2 separate regions of the Homo sapiens genome follow, and region 1 is linked to region 2. A link is a loop called in an ENCODE intact Hi-C map of the cell type or tissue named here. Cell type or tissue: ovary. All regions are shown on one strand. Region 1 overlaps ASTN2 (astrotactin 2). Region 2 overlaps PAPPA (pappalysin 1).

What was found. A loop is a pair of places that touch in the nucleus more often than their neighbours do. Peaks named below come from ENCODE experiments on the same cell type or tissue, not always from the same donor. Only the 100,000 strongest peaks of a DNase experiment are listed, where the experiment ranks them.
Region 1: it touches region 2 in a loop (7-fold over the local background); 2 of 110 quality-filtered maps call a loop at or near these places.

What each region holds. Positions count from the first base shown.
Region 1 is chr9:116,475,944-116,478,443 of GRCh38, forward strand. The region is part of intron 20 of ASTN2 (astrotactin 2); the gene reads right to left. Among named protein-coding and RNA genes, the nearest start is that of ASTN2-AS1, 27 kb to the right of the region's middle. In ovary, no CTCF peak of the experiment used is centred here; DNase peaks (open chromatin) are centred at 1,188 and 1,389; H3K27ac peaks cover 1,704 bases.
Region 2 is chr9:116,358,678-116,361,177 of GRCh38, forward strand. All of the region lies in intron 17 of PAPPA (pappalysin 1), which reads left to right. The region is part of intron 1 of PAPPA-AS2 (PAPPA antisense RNA 2); the gene reads right to left. Among named protein-coding and RNA genes, the nearest start is that of PAPPA-AS2, 3.7 kb to the right of the region's middle. In ovary, no CTCF peak of the experiment used is centred here; a DNase peak (open chromatin) is centred at 1,476.

The DNA of each region.
Region 1 (2,500 bases), 120 kb after region 2:
TGTCCTCTGTCCCAAATCCTCTTTTCCCTCATATTAGTTTCTTAGGGCTACCATTAAAAGGGCACCACAAATTTGGTGGCTTAAAACAACAGAAGTGTACTCTCTCAGAGTTCTAGAGGCTAGACGTGTGAAATCATGGCATCCGCAGGGCCATGCTTCCTCTGAAGGCTCTTGGAAAGAATCCTTCCTTGCCACTCTCAGCTTCGGATGGCCCGAGGTGTTCCTTGGCTTGAGGCGGCATCACTCTAATCTCAGCCTCTGTCTTCACATGCCTTCTTTGCTCTGTCTTCTCAGAGCGGCATCAGTCACTGAATTAAGGAATTAACTTAATCCAGTATTACCTCATCTTGATCCTTAAGTAAATACATCTGCAAAGATGATTTCCAAATAAAGCCCCATCCCAAGGTTTCAGGTAGATGTGAATTTTTCAAGGACACTGTTCAACCCACTGCAATCCATCCTCTCACTTCCTCAGAAGACTTGCAGCGGAGGGTTCCCCTGGCTGGGCTAGTGGCTCTTCCTTGGTGTCCCCACGGTCCCTGGAGCATGATATGCAGTGTCAGGTAACAGCCTGGTCCTTTCTCTGTATTCATCACCATGAATATGAGCTCCATGAGGGCAAATACTTTGGTTTGGTTAGTTCTGCAGCACAAGTGCCTACCTTACTGTGAGGCACCTCCTAGACAGTCAACAAATATGCGCTTTTCTTGAACACTGTGCACTGCAGTAAGTTATGAAAAATCTGTTTCCAGATGTTTCCTGAGACTGTGCTGTTCCATTTTGGCCCAGCACATTCGCTAATCAGAGCAACACTCGCTGGTCCCCAAATGTGTGTGGACTCCATCCTTCCCCCTTTTATCAATATCAAATGGCCCTCCTGGCTCTCAACTCAACTCAGCCTGTTCTCCAAACCATGGTCAGGGTTGTCACCACAAAACACAGGTTAAGATACATCCTGTCCCTCCTCCAGTGCCCTTCCTGGCTCCCCTCTGCCTGCAGGAGAAAGCCCAGCTCCCCTCCGCCTGCAGGAGAAAGCCCAGCTCCTCTGCTCAGTATTCAAGGCTTAGCCCTCCAGCGCAGCCTCAGCTCCCACCCCCTCCCCACTCCACAAGGTCACATGAGCAGTCTGTGCCCTGTCCCTCTGGAACCCTGGCTGGTGTCCCATTCCTGGATGGAATCTTGACGCAGTGTGAGGAAAGAAACAGCCTGCTTGAGAGTCCCCAGCAGGTTTTAGGAGCCTCACTGTCTGTCGGCTGAAAAACAGCGTTATTTTTCCTCTACGAGTCTCTCTTGGCTTGGGATGCACGGCTGTATTTGCTTCTGGCTTGAGGACAGCTATTCCCCTCTCCCAGGCCCCAACTGTGCACTTTGGAGAGGTCAGTACGACCTGATGTTAGATGGAATTGAGTCGCCAGGCTGCCGTACTTGCCCCCATCCCCTAACCAATTAGGACTGGACACCACAGCCAAGGGAAGTTCACATTCCACTCGAGTTTGGGGACATCAGTCACCCCCGTCCCTACTGAGCTCCGAGACCCTTGGCCACACCTAAATTGCCATTCAGCCCAGAATCAGATAATAGGCAGAAATCCTTGTACTTAGGCTGGTGTGGGCTGTTTGGGTGTCGGAGGAGGAAAGTGGAGAGAAAAATGCACAGGAGGATAAAAGAAGAGCGACCCTAGGGCTGAGCAAGAGAGGGACTGAGAAGTGATAAGAAAAGGAGAAAGAGACAGGGGTAGAGACACAGAGAGAGCAAGTAGAAGAGAGGTACATACAGACACAAAAAGACAGAGACAGGCCAGGCACGGTGGCTCACGCCTGTAATCCCAGTACTTTGGGAGACCAAGGCAGGTGGATGGCTTGAGCTCAGAAGTTCAAGACCAGCCTGGGCAACACAGTGAGATCCCTAATCAAAAAAGAAAAAAAAAAAAAATGAAAGAAAAGAAAAAGACAGAGAGAGATGGACAGGAAGCCAGGGTGACACGGAGAGGGAAGTAGTGTCCATGACCAAGAAAGAGAGAACAAGAAAGAAAAGAGAAGAAACAGAGGGCAGAGGGGGAAATAAAAGGCCAGGCAGAAACAGTTAAAAAAAGAACAAAAGGAGAAAGCAAAGGAGAGATGTTACAAATATGGGAGAGGAAGCAGGGAAACAGGAAGAAAGAGAGGGAGGGGGTAGGGAGGGAGAAAGGAAGGGAGGGAGGGATACAGGAAGGAAGGGAAGGAGGAGGGAAGGGGAGGGAGAAAGGAAGGAAGGAAAGAAGGAAAGGGAGGGGTAGTGGGGGAGTAAGGGGGGAGGGAGGGAGGGAGGGAGGGAAGGAAGGAAGGAAGGAAGGAAGGAAGAGAGCCAGGGAAGAAAATGAAGAATGGAGGGAGGAAAGGAGGAATAAAATGAAATAAGGAAAGAAAAGTTCACAATGGGAAGAAAAAGCCAGAACAGAGCAGCACAAGAACCCTATCAAGCCTCTCCTGGATTCTTTCCCTGGTGTGTCCTGGATAAACCC
Region 2 (2,500 bases):
TTCATGTCTTCTAAGGAGAAGAAGTCTACTGCTTCTCCCTCTTCCTTCCTCTTCTCTTCTTTCCCTTCATCCCACTGGGGTACAACAGCTTACAGTCAAGAGACATGGTTCTGACATTGGCAACCTTTGTGACTTGGGCACATTGCCTCCCCTTTCTGGCTGCTGTCAGTTCCAAAATGTACTGTTGGTTGGGTTGATTCTAAACTTCTCTTAGAGACAGTACAGCAAAGTGAGTAAGAACCTCATCTGACGATTACAGAGCTCAGTATGTGTTAGGCTTTAAATGCTTTATATAATTGGACTCACATGATCCTCATGATCACTCTCTCAGGTAGTAGACTCCATGCCCATTTAGCAGTCAGGGAACTTGAGGCATAGAGAAGTTAAAGAGCATCCCCAAATCTACCCAGCTGGGAAGTTGCCAAGCTTGCATTTGAATTCAGGCAGTTTGACTTACACCCAGGCTCTTAACCATGACACTAGCATCATTTGAAAACTCACTTTTTCACTTTCTAACAGAGTCAGTTTCCAAGTCTGCAAAAATAATATAATTTCTACTCTACTGTATTGTTCAAGTGATTTTTAAAGCACTGGGCATGTTATAGGTGTTTGATAATATTATTATATGCCTTCAGCTCTCCGTGGATCTGTGTAGCTAAAGCAGCAGGGGAGTTAGAGCTCAATATGCGCTTGTAAAAACAGATGCACAGGCACAGAGAGGCAAACTGTTTTGCTGAGAGATTTTCAGCCCTCTTATAAGAGATTTCACCTTAGCATGAAGAATTGTACAACTGGAGTCAAACATACCCAGTCAGTTCCCTGACAACACCTAGAAAAAGTACCCTCTGGTCTTCCCAGGTTGGAGCTTCAGTGATGCCAGATCTTCTCTGGTCAAACCAGACTCAGTCAGCAATAATTGACTATGAATTTCTGCACCAGGTGGTAGGCAATTTCTGAATGCACTAGCATCTAGTCTTAAAGAAGGATTTAAAAATCCAAAGAGGCTCCAGAAAGTCTGCATGCAGAGGGCACAGCAAGGGCAAAGATGTGGAGGTGGGAAAGCAAGAAAAGTTTGCAGGAGAAACAAAGTGATTCATTTGTCTAGCAGGAAGGATACATACATAGCAAGAGATGGAGCTAGAAATGTCATCTGGATTCCATTGTAGAAGCCCTGAAGTGCCAACCTACCAGTATGCCTTGTTCTGAAGGCTAAAGTGTCTTAGCAAAAGGATGCTATATATTTTTAAAAGCAAATTTTGCAACACAAAGTGCCAGATGAACTGGGCAGGAGAGAGATAAACCAATGATAACAAAACCAGTGCTTTATGCTCCCACCTTTCATTCATGGTGGGGCCTCCCCAGTGTGAAACTCCATGAGCAGACTCCGGCTACTTCTAATACATTCTCTGTTACAAACCAAGCTCTCCAGCCAGCCCTGGCCCAAGTAGTGCTGAGGTCTGCAGCCCTTTAGGGGTTGGAATCCAAATGCATCACAGGCCCAGGCCAAGGCTCCAGGAAATTGGGGTCAATTTCCTACTCCCCAGAGGGCCCAGGAGAATCATGGGGCCTAGAGCCTGGGGCTCTGAGAAGGAGAGTCTGGGCTCTTTGAAGCCACATGAAGCTGCGTAAGTTTGCCACGAGCCCCTACAGAACCTCTGGGAGTGAACTCTGCAAGCCGCCTTGCAGCTGCATGCTCAGGATGGGCCACCCTTCTCCCAAGGCCAGAGAGGTTTCCATTGCAATTGTACCCTCCTTTTGCCGGCAAAGGAGAGGCCTGGAAAGGGGCCCCTTTCTCTTCTGAATCTTGTCTATCTGCAGCTGTTTTCTCACATAGGGGAGCCTCAGCCTACATCAGTTCTTTTAAGGAGTTTATTCATTTTCTCATACATTCATTCATAATTTATTCCCTCATTCATTCTTTTCTTCATTTACTCACTTGTGCATTTATTTCCTCATCTGTGTGTTCATTTATTTTCTTATTTCTTAAAGAAATACATTCTATCACTCTCCACCAATTCACCCCATCTTTTCGTAAACAAACAATTCTTGAATGAGCAAAAATATCTATTAAGTGATGAATGAATGCACTGAGTGGCCTGGACCTTTTAGGCATTGTGGAAAACCCTGAGGATACAAGGTTGAATAGGGCACCAGCCTGGGCCTTGAGGAGCTCATTGTCTGGTTGCAAAACAGATGATAAACAAATAGGTAATGTCCTGTCAGAGACATTCAGGTAGTGCCCCATGCAGAATTGAGATGGCAGGAGAGCAGGATGGGTTGTGCCAGATAAGGTATTTGCAAGGTAGACAAGGGTGGGTAGGAAACAATAGCAGACAGAAGGAGCAGTGAGCATGAAAGCACAACATACGATGCCTTCACAAATGCAGGCAATTTAAACTGAAGTTCAAGGTTGGTGGTGGTGCTCTGGAGAGCAAGAAACTGGAGAATTAGGCAGAATTAAGGCTGGGAGGGCTCTGGAGCCAGCACAGGAGTTTGCATG